5 separate regions of the Mus musculus genome follow, and all the other regions are linked to region 1. A link is a loop called in an ENCODE intact Hi-C map of the cell type or tissue named here. Cell type or tissue: left cerebral cortex. All regions are shown on one strand. Region 1 has its middle 9.8 kb from the start of Clpb. Region 2 holds the start of Rhog (ras homolog family member G). Region 3 overlaps Stim1 (stromal interaction molecule 1). Region 4 overlaps Numa1 (nuclear mitotic apparatus protein 1). Region 5 overlaps Xntrpc (Xndc1-transient receptor potential cation channel, subfamily C, member 2 readthrough).

What was found. Peaks named below come from ENCODE experiments on the same cell type or tissue, not always from the same donor. Only the 100,000 strongest peaks of a DNase experiment are listed, where the experiment ranks them.
Region 2: it touches region 1 in a loop (22-fold over the local background); 9 of 42 quality-filtered maps call a loop at or near these places.
Region 3: a loop joins it to region 1, with 6 times the contacts of the local background. A loop is called at or near these places in 5 of 42 quality-filtered maps.
Region 4: it touches region 1 in a loop (4-fold over the local background); 3 of 42 quality-filtered maps call a loop at or near these places.
Region 5: it touches region 1 in a loop (5-fold over the local background); 27 of 42 quality-filtered maps call a loop at or near these places.

The regions. Positions count from the first base shown.
Region 1 is chr7:101,651,981-101,655,980 of GRCm38, forward strand. No RefSeq gene overlaps it. Among named protein-coding and RNA genes, the nearest start is that of Clpb, 9.8 kb to the right of the region's middle. In left cerebral cortex, a CTCF peak has its summit at 1,837 (motif pointing right); a DNase peak (open chromatin) is centred at 1,920; H3K4me3 peaks cover 453 bases; H3K27ac peaks cover 352 bases.
Region 2 is chr7:102,248,907-102,252,906 of GRCm38, forward strand. Rhog (ras homolog family member G) reads right to left here and starts at 1,212. Exons shown (of 2, transcript NM_019566.3): 1 at 1,139-1,212. In left cerebral cortex, a CTCF peak has its summit at 2,030 (motif pointing left); DNase peaks (open chromatin) are centred at 719, 1,181 and 1,919; H3K4me3 peaks cover 2,344 bases; H3K27ac peaks cover 1,966 bases.
Region 3 is chr7:102,415,783-102,419,782 of GRCm38, forward strand. All of the region lies in intron 6 of Stim1 (stromal interaction molecule 1), which reads left to right. Among named protein-coding and RNA genes, the nearest start is that of Rrm1, 24 kb to the right of the region's middle. In left cerebral cortex, a CTCF peak has its summit at 1,863 (motif pointing left); a DNase peak (open chromatin) is centred at 1,849.
Region 4 is chr7:101,997,214-102,001,213 of GRCm38, forward strand. It overlaps Numa1 (nuclear mitotic apparatus protein 1), which reads left to right. Exons shown (of 25, transcript NM_133947.3): 13 at 862-984; 14 at 1,087-4,000. Among named protein-coding and RNA genes, the nearest start is that of Gm39061, 7.8 kb to the left of the region's middle. In left cerebral cortex, CTCF peaks have their summits at 1,483 (motif pointing right), 2,386 (motif pointing right) and 3,071; DNase peaks (open chromatin) are centred at 1,494 and 3,969; H3K27ac peaks cover 2,491 bases.
Region 5 is chr7:102,077,167-102,081,166 of GRCm38, forward strand. It overlaps Xntrpc (Xndc1-transient receptor potential cation channel, subfamily C, member 2 readthrough), which reads left to right. Exons shown (of 22, transcript NR_104582.1): 5 at 583-761; 6 at 1,567-1,652; 7 at 1,839-2,011; 8 at 3,363-3,438. It overlaps Xndc1 (Xrcc1 N-terminal domain containing 1), which reads left to right. Exons shown (of 11, transcript NM_001286689.1): 6 at 583-761; 7 at 1,567-1,652; 8 at 1,839-2,011; 9 at 3,363-3,438. Among named protein-coding and RNA genes, the nearest start is that of Trpc2, 3.9 kb to the right of the region's middle. In left cerebral cortex, a CTCF peak has its summit at 1,526 (motif pointing left); a DNase peak (open chromatin) is centred at 1,541.

The DNA.
Region 1 (4,000 bases):
TAGGACCTCTCACTATCCTCTGAACGCAACACTCTACTCTACACTAATCTGGAAAGCAAGATCTTGTGTTTCACCAACGCTGTGTCTGCTCCAATCTCCCAGAACCCAACAGTAGCCAGCTCAGAGTGTACTAGAAAATTGATCAATAAAGGACCAGTGCGCAGGGTTTTGGTAGTTGTGGTACTATGCTAACAGGTTCTCCTGACCAAGGACTTGCTACCCACAGTCAGAGTGTAGTCCAGGGACAAAATAAATGCCGGCGTTTTCAGTGAGTAACTGAGCAGGCAGGGCATCCAAAGACTACATCATTTCAGTCTGACCTGGGCCACTCTTACAGCTCTGGGTGGGCTAAGTCTGCTTCACCATTCATTGTCTTCCCTTGCCCAATCTTGCTTCCTCTTCCCTGCCCAGAGGCTGAAGCCTGTGATATTTACCAACAAGATTGGGCTTTGTGGCTTGATTAGTAAATCATCAGGGGATGTCATTGATGATGGTATTTTCAAAATCGATTAGATTGTGAAGACTCTGACCTAATGAAGGGATTAGCCCCTTGATGGAGCTGTAATACGATGGTGTCACTGGGAGTTGGTGGAAGCCAAGAGGCAGAGCCCTACTTAGAGGAGGTAGGTGATTAGAGGCAGGCCCTGATCTGTTCCTCTAGTCCCATTTCTCTACTTCTTGTCTGCCCTCACACACTCCTGCTACTGTCATGTTTCTGCCCAAGTACATAGTCCAAGTGACCAAGGACTGAGTCCTTTAAAAACATCAGAAGAAACAAATTCCCTCTCCCCCTTGCTTATTTTTAAAAAGTATTTAGTAGTAGTAGTAGTATATGTGTATGACAGACAGAGACAGAGACAGAGAGACAGACACACACACACACACACACACACACACAGAGGGAGAATAGAGATAGGGATATCATGTCACAACACACATGTGGAGGTCAGAGGTCAACTGTCAAGAATCAATTCTTTTCTTCTATCAAGGCTTTGAAGATTGAATAGGAAAGTGCTTTGATTTGCTGAGCCTTCTCTCTTGTGTGTGATGTGTTGAGCAGCAGGCACAGGCCAGAGAACAGAGCAAGATGTTCATGGTCAGAATAAGAGGAAGCACTGGGTTCAAATTTAGCCTTGGCTTCAATGCCTAAAGTCCGTAACTGGGAAATTGCTTAGAGAACCTAATAACCTGCCTGACCTGCTGGGCTGAGCTATTTTCTTACCCTATAGCCTATCTACTTCACACTTGGGGTTCAAGGAACACTGGGGGTTCTCTAGAGGAACAGAACGGATAGTAAATACTTCCTTCCTGGAGGCCTTCCCTGACACTCAGCCTCCATGGTCTCCCAGAGAAAGCTGAGCTGTCTCCATGGCGACTCAACACTGTATCAGTGTTGTCTGGTGATTGCAGCAAAGCTCTCCTATCTTATTCATGACATAGCTTCAGTTTTTACATGCTCTCTGGGGCTCCATAAATGAGGATAAATATTATCCAAAGTTTGTAAGTTTTGTTTGTTTGTTTGTTTGGTTGGTTGGTTGTTTGGTTGTTTGGTTGGTTGGTTTGAGACAAGGCTTTTCTACATAGTCTTGGCTGTCTCGGAATTCACTATGAAGACCAGGCTGCCCTCAAACTCACAGTGATCACCTTGACTCTGCTTCCAGAGTGCTGGGATTAAAGACATGTGCCATCACACCCTGAAAAAACAGTGTAAGCTTTAAATGTTGGCAAAAGTCTAAGATGGATACTCAGCACATATTTACTGAGAGGCATGGAACAGAGTGGAATGGACAAAATTCTGATTTTAGAGGTATCCAGCTGTATTAACACAGAAGTCCACAAGATGTCAGTGTTTCTACACAAAGAAAATACTGATTGCCAGTTTGGATGTTACTGAAAGCATTTTCCCTCATTTGGTTAGAGAGCTTATATAATACACATGTGCGAGCGCGTGCGTGTGTATGTGCGCGCGCACACACACACACACACACACACACACACACAGGGTGGGGGGAGAGAGAGAGCGATTTCAAGTTCACTGGAACAAGTAAACTCTCCTTTTTCTCTGCATGTCATCCTAATGTCCCAGGGGCACTGTGCCCATTGCAAGGACAACTATTTTCATCCGCCATAGTGTAATCCTAACATTTGGGAGGTAGGCGCAGGAGCATCAGGAGTTCAAGGTCATCATCCTTAAATGTGTAGACAGTGCAAGGCCAGTCTGGGCTACACAGAAATGCTATTTAAAAAAAGAAGCCCCCATTGTCTGTCCATTTCATTGTATCTTGATGTATTTAAACCAATTTCCCTGTGAATAAATATCAAACAGTAGGCTATTTTAAATATTTTATTATTAGGAATATTTGGGGAAAACAAAAAAACAACAACAACAAAAAAAAAAAACTAGGGCTGGAGAGATGGCTCAGTGGTTAAGAGCACCGACTGCTCTTCCAGAGGTTCCCGAGTTCAAATCCCAGCAACCACATGGTGGCTCACAACCATCCGTAATGAAATCTGATGCCCTCTTCTGAGGTGTCTGAAGACAGCTACAGTGTACTTACATATAATAAATAAATAAATCTTAAAAAAAAAAGAAAAGAAAGTTTAAAAAAAAAAAACTAGGCACAGTGACTTTAGTCCTAGCTCTAGCACTGGGAGGCAGAGACAGGGAGTCTCTGTGAGTTGGAGGCCAGCCTGATCTACATAATGAGTTCTAGGACAATCAGAGTTACATAGTGAGACTTGTCTTGGCAAAAGAAAGGAAGGAAGGAAGGAAGGAAGGAAGGAAGGAAGGAAGGAAGGAAAGAAGGAAAGAAGGGAAAGGGAAAAGAAAGGGAAAAGGAAAGAAGGAAAGAAAGAAAACCAAAAAGAAATATATATTTTTTTAATTCCTTATTTTATGGATGTGTTAGTGCAGCTATAATTTAAATTCCAATGTTTTGCTGTGGTGTCTTAGCCTACTACCGAGTTTCTTTCTTTTACACTCTCACCAGTGAGTGTCCTTTTCTTCACAAGCTTGTTACACAGTTATTTTATACATAGAGAGTGTTTTTACACACAGGCCATGCAGCTGCTGTAACAGGCCTCCAGCCCTTCGGAGTCCCCGAGACCTTGCACAAGGGATGCCAATGATGCAAGAACAGTTCAGGCCATGAAACTCAGCAGGCAGACAGCACCACCTGCCAGAACCCTGGAACTCCATCAAAGGTCTGGAAAGGTCGTTGAATGTGCTAACCTTGCTGTTGGCCTCTGTAGTTCTGCTTCTGGCTAACTGTTCTTATTATCTGAAGTATGTCAACCCAGAATATGTTTGGGTTTTGTTTTGTTTTGTTTTTTGTTTTTGTGCTAAAAAGCTCATCCTGAGAAAGGCTTAGTGTGATACTGGGGTCCTAAACACCATTGTAGTCGCCAGTTGGCTAACAGAGACTTTATATTGGTTTACAGCCGTGTCCAAGCAGTCTTCTCTGGTGGATGCCCCACAACACTACAATATATATTATATATATTTCCCAATATGAAAATTGAACTATGTCACATTTTTATGGTTTTTTAAAATAGTGTCATTGAAATACATTCATTTCATACAATACATTTCACATCCAAGGTCTAGAGATGGATCAGTGGCTCAGGGGTTAAGAGCACTTGCTGCTCTTGCAGAGGACCCAGATTCTATTCCCAGTACATGGTGGGTCACAGCTGCCTGTATCCGTCATCTCCAGAGGATCTGATATCTTCTTCCAGCCCCTGGACCTCGCTTCATACACCCACATACATATATGTAATAAAAAATAAAATTCAAAGTCTTTCAAAATAAAATGAGTTTCGCATTGAAAGTGTAAATATTGAGGCCAGTCAGGTGGCTCAGCAGGTAGATGAGCTCGTGTGCAGGCCTGAGAACCTGAGAGCAATATCTAGAGCCCAGGAAGTGGTAAGAGAGAACCGGTTCGTCTGAACTCCACATGAGCACTAGGGCACATGTACACCTGTGCTCACAGATACCATA
Region 2 (4,000 bases), 600 kb after region 1:
AAACTTGCATGTTCACGGGCGTGTGCACATGTTTAATCATCTCCATCATCGGGAGGTTGCAGCCAGCATCTCTAAGCTAAAGACGTTTGAAAAAGGCTCTCAAACTCAGCAAGTTTAAAGCAGTTTCTGACACCAAAGCTAGATTACAGACCAAGGGAAGGAGACGGACTGAGGGCGGCAGGGAAGATAGAAACAAAATGGGGAGATATGTGTGTGGTAGTCAGAGGCTGAACAACAGGCAGGGCAGGGTAAATGCGAGATCAGGGCCTGGGTACATCTATGTGGTTGGGGGAAGAGCCGGAAGGAGGCGAATGTGGTCGACACTATGGCGAATGTGGAAGACAGTATGGGGAGTTCAGGTGAGGGAGAAGACGTTAAGAGCTCTCAATCATTACCGAAAGCCAGTACTCCAGCTGCCTCTCAAAGTCATGGAAGTTGTCAGTGACTATCGGTATAGTGGCCCTTTCCTTCCTCAGTTTATCCTCAAAATAAAAAAGGCCAGATTGAGTCTGATAGACACAACAGACGTGTTCACTAAATACCCGCTGTTGTATGGGACAGGAATAAAGAGGTTGGCTCAGAAAAATACAGAGAGGGAATGGGGATTCCCCCACCGAGTCCTCAGCAGCAACAGTGTAGCAGCTATGGACTGGCTCCGACCTTCCCGGGTGAGACTTCAGAGGCCTCAGACACCGCCCCCCACCCCCAACCCCAGCCTCACAAATGTCACAACTGCAGAGCAGAGAGCGCGCCTTCTGCAGCCCAGAGGCCCTTTCCTTTCACACACTACTGAACAGCCCCACAACTTCTGAGGGCACCCCACCGCAGAGTCCCAGCCTCACAGCTCAGCGCTTTCCCACTTCCGAGCCTCTCACGGTTCGGATCTCAGTGGTCCCTCGCGGACAGCAGGAGCTCGCGCTGTCCCTCGGATCCCACCCTCAACCCGGCCACCAGCGATCGGGTCGCGGTGGCCGCTGTCCCCGCCCGGCCTGCCGCGCCCGCCCAACTTGCAGTGAACGAAAACCTCCCGCCCTCGGCCTCCCTCCTGCAAACTTCCCGGCTCCCGGGTACCCAGTCCGGGCCAGCTTGAACTCCTCTTCCCAGGACCCCTGCCCGACGGGCTCGACCCGGGCCTCACCTGGTGCCCTCCCCGCGGCGGGGGAGCTGGGGGCGGCGGCGGCGGCTCTGGGCTCAAGAAGGAAGTGAGAACTGGAGGCCGGAGGAAGTGGGGGGGTGGGGGCCGGGCCGGCAGGGCCGGGGCGGGGCGCGGGGGCGGGCCGGCCGGGGCGGGGCGGACTAGGAAGTCGGAGGCCTCCCCCACCCTCCAGCCTCGGGTTTTCTGCAAGCTTTGCCCTCCGCACAGTCCCGCACACCCTGCTTCTCTCCACTCTTCGCCCCGTGAGCCCTGAGACCCCTTGAGTCTGGCCTCTCAAGGTCAGGTCTCCCCGCTTTCACTTGGCATCTCCCCCCCACCCCCCAGCAGGGGCCCTAAGCTAGGCGCTGGGCATTTGTTCTCTTCCTAGTATCTCACTCCCCGCCCCGCAGCCTCCGCGGGAAGGCTGAGAAATGCCTTCCGCTCAGCCCGGGAATCTAGAGGTAGCCGCGGCTGGCTAGGGGTTAGCCGGAATGGGTCAGGCTGGGGCAGTCCCCACCCCTGCCCTGAGCCTTGGGAGAATGCTGGGTGGTGGTGATTCAGCAGTGGGAAGGTCCCAGACCCCTGGGGAGGGTGGGGAGACAGAGGTGGGGGGAGGGCAGCTGCCGTCAGCACCCCGGGAAAAGACGTGATCAGCAGAGATGCAGGCGGAGCCGCGCGGGCCCCCAAAACAGGATGTCGTGTCGTGGTTCCGCACCTCGCAGCTCCGCGGGGCCCTGGGGAGGGGGCGGGGCGTGGGAAGACGTGGGGCTCTTCTTGTTCCCTGATCTCGCCCTGGCGCGCGGCTGTTTGGAGCGGTAGGACCGCGCCCAGGCCTGAGGTCCGGCTTGGGCCCTGGAGACCGGCGAGTGGACGGCCTCGAGGGCGCCCTCTGGTGCTTCTAACCCAGGCCTTGGGCGCAGTTTTCCTGGAGAATCCACAGTCTTGATTCTTTTAACAACTTTCTGGGTGCTCTACCACGTGCAGAGCTCCGCAAGGTACAGTGAAAACAACACAAGATAAACACCCCGTCTTACAGAGGACCTCCAAATAAAGTGGATCAGGTCTGACAGGTAGTTTAATGTTTCCAAGTATCAGTTTTTTGTTTTGTTTTGTTTTGGTAAAATCAACAAAAAAAATTTCTCCACCCAGAGGATGTGAAGATTACAGAATAGGTATCCGTGCTGTGGTACTGTATAGAAAGTCAAGTTAGGACAATCAAACTCAGGCTGGTCAGTGACTGACTAAACGAGTGTTCTCAGATTCCAGAAGCCTGTTCTCATCGCACAGGCAGTTTGTGGACCCCTTACTTCTTCTTTGGCCCTTAGGCAAATTCCTCCCAATGGGAAGAGAATAAATTGGAGGGGCTAGGGGAAATTTGGGAGGGCAGAACTAGTGTTTGGTATTTAATGGGAAGAGGTTTGTGAGTCCCAAAAATAACAGGGTCCTTAAGTGAGGTTTGTAAATCCCCAAAATAACAGGATCAGATTCAAGTGACTTCAATGAAGCTATTAAAAATACGTTCCAAGCCAGGTGTGGTAGCACGTTTGTAATCTCAGCATTCCAGAGGTGGAGGCAGGAGGTTCAGAAGTTCGAGGCCAGCCTGGACTATATAAGACCTTACCTACCTTAATAAATAAAAAGTTCCCGAGTTCAAGGCCAGCCTGGTCTACATTCCAGGACAGCCAAGGCTACACAAAGAAACCTGGTCTAAAAAAAACAAAACAAACAAACAAACAAAAAAACAAAAAACAAGCAAACAAACAAACAAAAGCCCAAACAAAAAAAAGAAAAACCTGAAAAAAAATTGAAAATTAGGCTCAGTGATAGATAGCATGCTTGCTTATCATGTGTTTAGGCCTGTACCCCAACACCACAAGCAATAGCATGTTTGTTTGAGAATCAATTGAGGGGCATCGTGGTAGGAACAGGGTGGAAAGAACATGGGGTAAAAATAGATTGAAAGACTGGGTTGGCAACCTGGGATCACACTCTGTCTCCTGAGCTCTGAATGCCTTGGGTTTGCCTCACCTTTGTCCAGGAGGGAGAACTTTCTCAGATATCTGTCTGATGGAATATAGAACTATTCGATCTGAAGCATCCAGTGGAGGAGTTAAAAATCCTAGGACTAAGTTTCAGAAGACCCTGAACTCTGGACTCTGCCAGTCAGACTAGAACAATCTTAGGCCACGACCTTACCCATTTCTGAGTCTCAGCTTCCCCCACTGGAAAACAAGGGGTTGGAGCAGATGATACCCTTTGGCTCTGACCTTCTGTGATGCACTCTTGAGAATAATAATTAAGTAATTGAAGTTTATGCATGTAGCATATTGCTCATAGTTCCTTAATATCACTTAGGTCATCCTGTTTTGAGATCTAGTAAATTGTATCTGTGTCTAATGTCTGTCTCCTCTACCAACTGCTAAGTCCTTTGAGGTTGAATCTGATTCATCTCTGTGTCCACCCACTGGGCCTGGCACAGGCAGGTCTGAGCACACATTTGTGTTCAGTAAACATCTGTGGAATGAAATTGCTTCAATAAATCACTAATATGTGTACGGTCATCGGCATCCAGATGATTTGGAGCCACTTTGGAGTCACAGATGTGAGAAGGGTCAATAAGGCAGGATAGACAGGATAGGCAGAAAGGTGGAGCCATATGGAAAGACTTCTTAGAGGAGGAGAATCTAAACTGAAGAAAGTTCATGCCATAGTCTTTTTCTTAGTCTTTCATGAGCTTTCCTAACCAGGTGAGTTTGTGTAAGTGGTATATGTCATAAGTTTACAGACAACTGAGGTACCCACAGAACCTGGATATTTAGAAATAACAGAACATAGGGAAGTTGTTTATTTGTTTTTGTTTTTTGT
Region 3 (4,000 bases), 760 kb after region 1:
TCATAAAGGCTATACCATCCTTTTAGAACTGTTTTGAGTTCCTAGCTTCCTGGTGTCCAATTCAGTTGCCCTGGGTAGATACTCCTCTTGAGAGGAACTTTTATTCTATTTTATTTAAAACCAACCAAAACAACCCCCCACCTTTTTCTCTCTAAGCCTGAAAGGGAGAAATGCATAGCTGCCAGAGGTGTAGAGCCTCCCTGGCAGGGGGCTCGTTAAGATCATTCTGCTTGGTCTCCTACATCTTGATCGCTTCCTTTCTCATGTAAACGGATACAGCTAACTGTTTCCCATGGCTCCCAAAGAAACCTAACAAACCTAGCTAGCCGTCATGGTGCCACATGTCTGTAATCCTAGCATTTTGGAGATGGAGGCAGAAGAATCAAGAGCACAAGGTTATTCTAGACTACTAACGTGTTTGAGACTGGGCTACATAAGACTGTTTCAAAAAGAAAACGAAAAGGGCTGAGAATATTGTTGATATTAGTTGACAGAGTACATGCCTAACATATGCCAAACTCCACTTAAAACTGGACTTAGAGGTCTGCCTGGAAGGTACTTTAGCCAGTAAAGGTGCAGCCAAACTGATAGGCTAAGTTTAGTTCCAGAACCCACATGTTGGAAGAAGAGGGCTGCTGAGCCATTTCTCCAACCCTGAGCTCTGAGTTTTGACACTCTCCAGCAGCAGCAGCAGCAGCTTCAACAGATTCATTTCTATGAGCTTTTAGAGAGCAAGAGCAGTTTGATTTCTAAGCTGATTCATGGTTACTTTGCTTTTGTGCCCTTTGCCAACTAGGGGCTAACTGCTGCTGTCTAAACAATTCCCATACTTCATTTATCTGAAAAACATGCACTGTTTTCATTCCAAAGACAAAAGAATCTAAGCAAGAGGCATTCCAAGTTTGGGGATAAAACTTAAGCTTCCAGCCCTCCCTGCTCTCCTAATCCTCCTGAGCTTAATGACCCCTGTAGCACCAAGCAACAGACAGACCCCCCACCCCCCAGGACTTGTGCATACACACACAAGCCCTTCTCTGACAGAGTACAGAGGCCACATGCCACTTTGTCCCTCATATCTCTAGAAATGCACAGCAAGATACTGTTATCATGAAGTTTTGGTGTGAGTTAATGTAACAGTGCATATACATTACAACTAGGATTTCACTGGTTTCAAAATAATTCTTTGAGTCAAGCAAGATTTGTTTCCGGGCTGGTGAGATGGCTCAGTGGGTAAGAGCACCCGACTGCTCTTCCAAAGGTCCAGAGTTCAAATCCCAGCAACCACATGGTGGCTCACAACCATCTGTAACAAGATCTGATGTCCTCTTCTGGAGTGTCTGAAGACAGCTGCAGTGTACTTACATATAATAAATAAATAAATCTTTAAAAAAAAAAAAAAAAAAAGAAATGACTCTTAAAAAAAAAAAAAAAAAAAAAAGAATTTTGTTTCCTTCTTGCTATGAAGAAGCAGGTGAAATGTCCCTAGTCACACAAGTGTTGGAGCCACAGTCATGAGATTTCAGTCGGGCTGCTTAATTTTCTTCCTTATTGATTGGTTGCTTTGAGCAGGACAGTGCTTAATTGTACATTTATTTACTCATTTCTCCACATAATATTATATATTGATCTCTGTCTTTACTACATAGTAGGTCCACTTTTCTGTAATAGAAGGGTGTGGTAATACTGGCTTTTTCAGGAGAGACTGTATTGAAAGCAACAGCATTTCAGTGAAGAATTGACTCTCTGGTGGTACAGCTTCTTGCAGTTGGGTCATGGGACAGTAGACATCAGCAAGACTGGAGATGGGGGAAATGGCACCTCTGATGTTTTTGTTAGCTGTGCATGTATCGCCATCTGGCGTCCATTCTAAGGAAAAGCAACTCCTTCTCCAAGGGCACAGTAGGTAGAAAATTGTTTGTGTTGCAGCACTGCTGGTAGCCCACTGTTTATTCTTACCAGCGCCGTGGCCACAGACAAGTCTGATGTGCCTTTTAGTCATCCATTTTCTCTGTTGATTTTTAGCCAAGGGTGACTGAATTCATCTTCCTGCCTCTACCTTCTGAGTGTTGGGTTTATTCATCACCAGATATTCATCGCCTGATATTTTCTTTTTAACTAAATAGACAGTATCCCCAAGGGGGCTTTTAATTCTATTGTCTATATTTTCTCTTTCTTTTTACTACTTTTGGTGATGATAGTGATGTCTCACTGGCTAGCCTGGATCTTGGATATAGACCAGGTTCGTCTTGAACTTCATTGATCTTCATGTCTCTACCTCTTAAGTGACTACAAGCACATGCCACCACATCTGGCCTTTCTCTACCTCAATTCTAAACACTATCTCTCTTTTCTTTTCCTTTCTTTCTTTCTTTTAAATGGTGTTTCATTGTATAGCCCTAGCTGGTCTGGAACTCACAGAGATTTACCTACCTCTACTCCAGAATGCTGGAATTAAAGGTGTACGCCACCATGCCCAGCTTTTTTCTTTTAAAAATATTTTATTACATACATTTATCTCTCTCTCTCTCTGTGTGTGCACGTGCTGGAGGAAGTGAATATAAACCATGGTGTGGGTATACAGGTCAGAAGATAACATACCAGAGTCTGTTCTCTCATTCTACCATATGCGGCCTTGATATCATTCAGTTATGCTTGGTAGCAAATACCTTTACCACTGAGCTACCTTACTGGCCTCTTCCTTCCTTCTTCCTTTTCTTTTTCCTTTCACATCCCCCTTCCATCCTCGTCTCTGACTTTCCACCCTCTCCTTTCTCACCTTCCCCTCATTTGGACCAAACCCAGTACCTCACTCAGGCTAATCCAGCATTCTAAATCTCTTCTCCTTTCCATTATCCCCATGTCCTAGTTCCTGATAACTTGATGGTTCCTATTAACTTAAGAAGACCAGGCAAGGGCTGGTGAGATGACTCAGGGGTTAAGAGCACTGACTGCTCTTCCAAAGGTCCTGAGTTCAAATCCCAGCAACCACATGGTGGCTCACAAACATCTGTAACAAAAATCTGATGCCCTCTTCTGGTGTGTCTGAAGACAGCTACAGTGTACACACATATGATTAAAAAAAAATCTTAAAAAAAAAAAAAAAGACCAGGCAACAGCTTAGTTCTTTCCCATCTCAGGGCAATTAGTAAACTCTTTCCCTTGGGTCTTGTCTTAGATAGCATTACTATTGCTGTGATAAAACACTGTGGCTAACTGAAACTTGGGAGGAAAGGGTCTATTTGGCTTACACTTCCACTCACTGTTCATCATCAAAAGCAGTGACAGCGGGAGCTGATGCAGAGGCCATGAACAGGTACTGCTTACTGCTTGCTCTGCATGGCTTGCTCAGCCTGCTCTCTTTCCTCTTCTCTTCTCTTCTCTTCTCTTCTCTTCTCTTCTCTTCTCTTCTCTTCTCTTCTCTTCTCTTCTCTTCCTTTCCTTTTCTTAAAACATGTTTATTCATTTATTTATTTATTATATGTAAGTACACTAGAGCTGTCTTCAGACACTCCAGAAGAGGGCATCAGATTTCGTTACGGATGGTTGTGAGCCACCATGTGGTTTCCGGGATTTGAACTCAGGACCTTTGGAAGAGCAGTCAGTGCTCTTAACTGCTGAGCCATCTCACCAGCCCTTCTTTTCTTTTCTATTCTTTTCTTTTCTTTTCTTTTCTTTTCTTTCCTTTTCTCTTCTCTTCTTTCCTTTCCTTTTCTCTTCTTTCCTTTCCTTTTCTTTTCTTTTCTTTTTCCTTTCCTTTCCTTTTCTCTTCTTTCCTTTCCTTTTCTTTTCTTTTCTTTTTCCTTTCCTTTCCTTTTCTCTTCTTTCCTTTCCTTTTCTTTATTTCCTTCCTTTTTTCTTTTTCTCTTTCTTCTTTTCTTTTCTTTTCTTTTCTTTTCTTTTCTTTCCTTTTCTTTTCTTTCTTTCTTCTCTCTCTCTCTCTCTCTTTTTTTTTTGAGATAAGGTTCCTCCAGGTAGCCCTGTTTGTCCTGTACTCACTTGC
Region 4 (4,000 bases), 350 kb after region 1:
TCTCTACTCTTTTTCTCCTGTGTGCCAGAGTTGTAAGATTCTGCCACAATTATTTGTTAAAATTTTAAGACTCTTCTTGGTATCTTGTTTGGAGCTCAAAAGGTTTTGGGTTTGGGATTGTTGGATTCCAGATTTCAGACTTGGGGTGCCCAATCTGCATTACCGTTGTTACTAAGAGCCCAGCTCTGCTACTTCCTAACCTAGTAGCTCTTGGGCCTATCACTTAGAGTCTGGAATCATGAGTGGTTTTTTTGTTTTTTTGTTTTGTTTTTTTTGTTTTTTGGTTTTTCGAGACAGGGTTTCTCTGTGTAGCCCTGGCTGTCCTGGAACTCCCTCTGTAGACCAGGCTGGCCTCGAACTCAGAAATTCGCCTGCCTCTGCCTCCCAAGTGCTGGGATTAAAGAGCATGTTACTTTGTGCCCACAGTTGAGGGGGAGTTGATGTCAGGCTGGGGCAGATGAGGCTAGGCTGGCTTGATGCCTGGGGTTGTTTTTTAAGCATTTGGGTAGTATCTGAGTCAAGGTTTGTCTGAGGAAGGCTACATGGTATGTAGGCTTTGTATATTTTGACTTAAATTTATGAATGTAATTGGGAGTAGAAAGTCAAGTTCTCAAAAAGTCCAGACCTGTGGTTTCTGTTGATATGCATGCAGGGTCTGGTGAGCACAGGTTGGTTTTTGAACTCTTCATTTTCAAGTCTCAGTTTCTTGAGTTTTGGGGAGCCCTTACTCCCAGCTCAGACCCATGGTTTCTGAGAATTTTCTTCTGAGCCAGGGCAAAGGAAAATCTAGGGGACAAGATAATTGAGTCTCTGGTGACTGTTCTTCGTGTCTGTTTACACGGGTCTCTTGCTTACTCCAAGAAATGTCTTGAAGAGAAGAATGAAATTCTTCAGGGAAAGCTTTCCCAGCTGGAAGATCAAGCAACTCGGCTGCAGGAGAGCCCAGCCCCGGAGAAGGGTGAGGTGCTAGGAGACGCCTTGCAGGTAGGAAAATACAGACAGACAGACAGTAAGGCCATCTGATAGGGTTGATTCTTGGTGTTCTCTGATAGGGTTGATCCCCATTTTGTCTCTTTATCCCAACAGCTGGACACTCTAAAGCAAGAGGCAGCCAAACTTGCCACAGACAACACCCAGCTCCAAACCCGCGTAGAGACACTGGAGTGTGAACGTGGCAAGCAGGAAGCCCAGCTGCTTGCTGAACGGAGCCGCTTTGAAGACGAAAAGCAGCAGCTGGCCAGCTTGATTGCTGACCTTCAGAGCTCCGTCTCTAACCTCAGCCAGGCCAAAGAGGAGTTAGAGCAAGCCTCCCAGGCCCAAGGGGCTCAGCTCACTGCCCAGTTGACCTCTATGACAGGGCTCAATGCCACCCTGCAGCAGCGAGATCAAGAGCTGGCCAGTCTGAAAGAACAGGCCAAAAAGGAACAGGCTCAGATGCTACAGACCATGCAAGAGCAAGAACAGGCTGCCCAGGGCCTCCGCCAGCAGGTGGAGCAGCTGAGCAGCAGCCTGAAGCTGAAGGAGCAGCAATTAGAAGAGGCAGCCAAGGAGCAGGAGGCAACCAGACAGGATCACGCCCAGCAACTGGCCATCGTTGCTGAGGCTCGAGAGGCCTCTCTAAGGGAACGGGATACTGCTCGCCAGCAGCTAGAAACAGTGGAGAAGGAGAAGGATGCCAAGCTAGAGAGTCTGCAGCAGCAACTTCAGGCTGCCAATGATGCTAGGGACAATGCGCAGACCTCGGTCACACAGGCTCAGCAGGAAAAGGCAGAGCTGAGCCAAAAGATAGGAGAGCTTCATGCCTGCATTGAAGCTTCCCACCAGGAACAGCGTCAGGTTCAAGCTCGTGTGACAGAGCTAGAAGCCCAGCTGAAAGCTGAGCAGCAAAAAACAACTGAGCGAGAAAAGGTGGTTCAGGAGAAGGCCCAGCTCCAGGAGCAGCTCCGGGCCCTTGAGGAGTCTTTGAAGATTACCAAAGGCAGCCTTGAAGAAGAGAAACGCAGGGCTGCAGATGCCCTGAAGGAGCAGCAGTGCCGTGCCACTGAGATGGAGGCAGAGTCTCGAAGCCTGATGGAGCAGCGGGAGCGGGAACAGAAGGAGTTAGAGCAAGAGAAGGCTGGGCGAAAGGGGCTGGAGGCCCGGATACAGCAGCTTGAAGAGGCTCATCAGGCTGAGACTGAAGCCTTGCGGCATGAGCTGGCAGAGGCCACAGCTTCCCAGCACAGAGCTGAGAGTGAGTGTGAGCGGCTCATCAGAGAGGTTGAGAGCCGGCAGAAGCGGTTTGAAGCTAGACAGCAAGAGGAGGCAAGGTACGGTGCCATGTTCCAGGAACAGCTGATGGCTTTGAAAGGGGAGAAGACTGGCCAAGAGGTCCAGGAGGAGGCAGTAGAGATCCACAGTGAAGGCCAGCCAGGCCAGCAGCAGAGTCAGCTAGCCCAGCTTCATGCCAGTCTGGCCAAAGCCATCCAGCAGGTCCAGGAGAAGGAAGTGAGAGCACAGAAGCTGGTAGATGATCTCTCAGCTCTGCAGGAGAAGATGGCTGCCACTAACAAGGAGGTGGCCTGTCTGAAGACCTTGGTGCTCAAGGCAGGTGAGCAGCAGGAAACAGCCTCACTTGAGCTGCTCAAAGAGCCCCCGAGAGCTGCAAACAGAGCGTCTGACCAGCTAGGAGAACAGCAGGGACGGCCATTCTCTAGTACACACGCAGCAGTAAAAGCTATGGAGCGTGAAGCTGAGCAGATGGGCGGTGAACTGGAGAGGCTGCGGGCAGCACTGATCAAGAGCCAGGGCCAGCAGCAAGAGGAGCGTGGGCAACAGGAGAGGGAGGTAGCACGGCTGACCCAGGAGCGGGGCCAGGCCCAGGCTGACCTGGCTCAGGAGAAGGCAGCCAAGGCAGAGCTGGAGATGCGACTGCAGAACACCCTCAATGAGCAGCGTGTGGAGTTTGCTGCCCTACAGGAAGCACTGGCCCATGCCCTGACAGAAAAGGAAGGGACAGACCAAGAGCTTGCCAAACTTCGAGGGCAGGAGGCAGCTCAAAGAACAGAGCTGAAGGAGCTTCAACAGACTTTGGAACAGCTGAAAATACAGTTAGTGAAGAAAGAAAAAGAGCACCCTGCAGGGGGTGCCAGTGGAGAAGATGCTTCTGGCCCAGGAACCCAGTCGGAGACAGCTGGAAAGACAGATGCACCAGGCCCTGAGTTGCAGGCACTTCGGGCAGAGATCAGTAAGCTAGAGCAGCAGTGTCAGCAGCAGCAGCAACAGGTGGAAGGCCTGACACACAGCCTCAAGTCTGAGCGGGCTTGCCGGGCCGAGCAAGACAAAGCCCTGGAGACACTGCAGGGCCAGTTAGAAGAGAAGGCTCGAGAGCTAGGGCATAATCAGGCTGCCTCAGCTTCAGCTCAGAGAGAGTTGCAAGCCCTCCGTGCTAAAGCCCAGGACCATAGCAAAGCTGAGGAAGAGTGGAAGGCCCAGGTAGCCCGGGGCCAGCAGGAGGCTGAAAGAAAAAGCAGTCTTATCAGCAGCTTGGAAGAGGAGGTATCCATCCTGAATCGCCAAGTCCTAGAGAAGGAAGGGGAGAGCAAGGAGTTGAAGCGCCTGGTTGTAGCTGAATCCGAGAAGAGCCAGAAGCTGGAAGAGAGGCTGCGCCTGCTTCAAGTAGAAACAGCCAGCAATAGTGCCAGGGCAGCAGAACGCAGCTCAGCTCTACGAGAGGAGGTCCAGAGCCTCCGGGAAGAGGTGGAGAAACAGCGTGTAGTTTCAGAGAACTCGCGGCAGGAGTTGGCCTCACAAGCAGAGCGAGCTGAGGAGTTGGGCCAAGAATTGAAGGCCTGGCAGGAGAAGTTTTTCCAGAAGGAGCAAGCTCTCTCTGCCCTGCAGCTGGAGCACACCAGCACACAGGCCCTGGTAAGTGAGCTGCTGCCTGCCAAGCACCTTTGTCAGCAGCTGCAAGCTGAGCAAGCGGCTGCCGAGAAGCGCTTCCGGGAGGAGCTCGAGCAGA
Region 5 (4,000 bases), 430 kb after region 1:
CCCCTGAGCAGCACAGCCTGAAGGGACGTGTACCGCTGATCTCCATTCTTCCTCTGGTTGGCATCTGCCGCGTGTTGGCCTTGACTTGGCTTGCCTTTCTTCTGATGCGGACGTTCTCCCTGCCTCCTCCTTCTCTGTTGCTCAAGCTCACACTTGCATACACACACACACACACACACACACACACACACACACACCTTCCCCTCTCCTTCTCCCTCTCTCCAGGGTCTCATGTAGCCTAAGCAAACCTGAAACTTGCTTTGCAATCAAGGCTAGCCTCTTGCCTCTATTCCCAAGTGCTGAGATGACACATGCCCGCTTTCCTCCCGCCCTCCCCCTCTCTCTCTCATTTGTAAATATTTATTTCTATTGTTCTATTTATGTAGATGGGGGGGTGGATATATGTACTTGTACCTGAGGAGGCCAGAAGAGAGTGTGGGATTCCCGGGACTAGAATTACAGGTAAACCATGTGACATGGGTGCTAGGAACTGAACTCTGGTCCTCTGCAAGAATAACGAGTGCTCTTAACTACTGAGCCCTCTCTCCAGCCCTTCCTTTTTCTCTGATGTTTTTTCTTCAGGTGATTTCCTGACTCCAGCCTCAGGAGAGTCCTGGGATCGACTTCGATTGACCTGCTCCCAACCTTTCACACGTCATCAGTCCTTTGGCCTGGCCTTCCTACGAGTGCGTTCCTCTCTGGGCTCTCTGGCTGACCCTGTAGTAGATCCCTCAGCCCCTGGGAGCTCTGGGCTTAACCAGGTATGTTCTAACTTTTCAGTTTCTAGTTAGAACCTGATACTTGATTGAAGAAAAGAGAGAGAAAGAATATAAGATTTTCTGCGTATGAACTAATGACATGGACTGATCCATGGTATGGTTAAGTGGAAGGTTTTTTTGTAGATATAAAAAAGAGAGCAGAGGCAGGCAGATTTCTGAGTTCGAGGCCGGCCTGGTCTACAAAGTGAGTTCCAGGACAGTCAGGACTACACAGAGAAACCCTGTCTCGAAAAAACAGAAAGAGAGAGAGAGAGAGAGAGAGAGAGAGAGAGAGAGAGAGAGAGAGAGAGAGAGAGAGAGAGAGAAATTCCTTTTGGTAGAGGGGACTGGCTTTACAAGCCCCTGAGCAACCACCAGAAATCCTACTAGAGTTCAGGCTGAGACCATTTCTGGATATTTGAGCTGCCAGTGCCAGGTGGAATAATGGTTTTTGTTTGTTTGTTTGTTTTGGGGTTTTTTTTGTTTTTTGTTTTTTTCGAGACAGGGTTTCTCTGTATAGCCCTGGCTGTCCTGGAACTCACTTTGTAGACCAGGCTGACCTCGAACTCAGAAATCCGCCTGCCTCTGCCTCCCGAGTGCTGGGATTAGAGGTGTATTAGTCCCTGTAGGCTGGTTTTACCCAATAGTGTGGATTCTTTTAGTTCCAGAGCCCTTCTGATCCTGACAAAACCCTGAGCATACAAAAATCACAGTGTTATAGATTGCTCACGGCAGATACAATCATGTTCGTTCCTAGGCAGCAGTGTCCCCTGCTGGTAAATCTGGGTATTCTCCATTTTCTCCTCAGAACTCTACAGATGTGCTGGAGTCTGATCCTAGGCCCTGGCTGACTAATCCTTCTATCCGGAGGACATTCTTCCCCGATCCCCAGACGTATGTACCTGCTGTTGATATTTCTCAAGGACAAGGCCATATAGCTCATGGGCACAAAAACCCATCCCGTGGTCCCCTGGTTAGTCACTTAAGGTCTAAACATGTCAGAATGGCAAACTATGTTTCATTCAAGTAAGTAGAGTAATGTCTGTATTCTGAGTGAAACCAGTTACTACGTCTCTGCAGGAGCACCAAGGAAATTTCAGAGCTCAAGGGTATGTTGAAGCAGTTGCAGCCAGGGCCTCTGGGGCGGGCAGCCCGCATGGTGCTTTCTGCTGCCCGTAAGGCCCCTCCAGCCAGTGTGGTAAGCCCAAACAACAGCCACGGAGAACCAGGTCCCAGCCGTGCAGAGAGTGCAGGTGAGGCTGCCCTTCTTCCCCGACTCTACCGCAGCGTACTGGACTAGCTCACTGGCTTCAAGTGAAGGGAAAACTGTCAGGGGAGAGAGAAATTAAATCCTACATAATGGCTGTAAGAATACTGGCCTAGGAACCAGGAACCTTTGTCTTTGCCTCTCTTTGCTCATGTTTATAGGAAAAGGGTTAAACCAAATAATAGCTCAGCCCGGTGCAGTATTAGCATTCTGTGATCATCTCAGAAAGACAACTGTGGTGAATTCCTCAAGCCCAACTCTTGGGAAGTGGAGGAAGCAGAAGGTCAATAGTCAAGATCATTCTCGGCTACAGACAGAGCTGCAGGCCACCTTGAGGAACACAAGACCCTGTGACAAAGGAAAAGGAATGTCAGCATCTCAGAGTGTCAACATCTCAGAGTGTCAGCATCTCAGAGTGTGGCGGCTATTTCATTGGTGACAAACACGAGGGAATGACAGGGCCAACCAGAAGTCACAGCTTTTTTACCCCCTTAAGATAAGATCTCTCACTACTTAGCTCTTAGCTGGCCCAGAACTCACTGGGACCTACTAGCCTCTGCCTCTCAAGTGCTGGATTAAAGGTGCATCCTAGCGTTCTGCAACCTTCTCATAGATGCCGTGCCATTTGCTAGAGACCACCTACACTCAGAGGAGCTCTCGGTACAAACAGGCAGTCGGTAATGGGGGTCATTTCAGAGGCTGTAAGAGGAGACTGAAAAGAAACCAAGCATTCGGGGATTTGGGGGTATACTGTTGATAAGGTACTGAGATTATGTAAGCCCTTTGAAATACATTCAGTGCCGTACGTACCAAGTGTGTCTGAAATTTCAAATAAGTAATTAGTGACTATTGGGTTTTGTTAACACTCACTTGACAGGCATTTAATGAATATCGCTATGTGCTAACCTCATATGGAGCCAGAGATAGCTATAATTAATAAAATAACAGTGCTCATATCTTAGTAAAGAAATGCCCGTGTCAAACAAGGAAATCTAAAGTTCATCTATAAGTACTTTGAAGGAAAAGACCATAGAATATCAAGATTTCAGTCAGAAAATCCAGGGAAAGACCTTACAGGAAAAAGTATTTCCTTATTGAATGAGCAAAAAAAAAAAAAAAAAAAAAAATTGAGCAGACAGAGAAGATAGAATATCTTGAAAGAAAAGTTAAAGTGTGGAGGCCTTCAGGAAATAGCTAGACTGTTTGATTTTGTCTTTCAAAAGAATGTCTTAACACTCATCCCAGTTGACCTTAAACCTGCTCCCAGTGCTGGGCTTACAGGCACGAGCCATCATGTCTGGGGGACAAGAAATTATTAACGAGCATTTCTAACGCAGAGCCCAGAGCAGAAGAACCAAACAGGAAGACGGCTGTGGGCAGAAGGAAGAGGAGGAAAGTGCAGGAGCCAAGGAGGTAGGCAGCCGTCCTCCCCAGCCCGCTGCTCTCCTAAGCCCTTCCCCGGTCATAGTGAGCCAGAATCAGAAGATCAGGTCACACGCACACTGCATGTGATCACAATGTACATCTTACAGCTTAGACCTGTAATCCTAGCACTCAGGAAGCTTATACATTTGACAACTAGGACTGCTGGACTAGTGGGATACACAGCAAGTTTCAGGCCAGCCTGAAATCAGTGTTTGCTGGTGTCTATGGGGACAGACAGACGAATGTGGAGTGACTGACATGCATTTGGAGTTTCCTGGGGGTTGATAGAAAACGTCCTAGAAATACTTAGTTACTCAGCTTTAATCCATGTTTCCAAAGGCTAATTTTTTTTTCTTTTTCTTGAGACAGGGTTTCTCTGTGTAGCCCTGGTTGTCCTGGAACTCACTCTGTAGACCAGGCTGGCCTCAAACTCAGAAATCCACCTGCCTCTGCCTCCCGAGTGCTAGGACCGAAGGCTAATTTATGGTATGTGTATAATCTCAGTTTTAAAATTGAAAAACTGCTAGGCATGATGGCATACGCCTTTAAT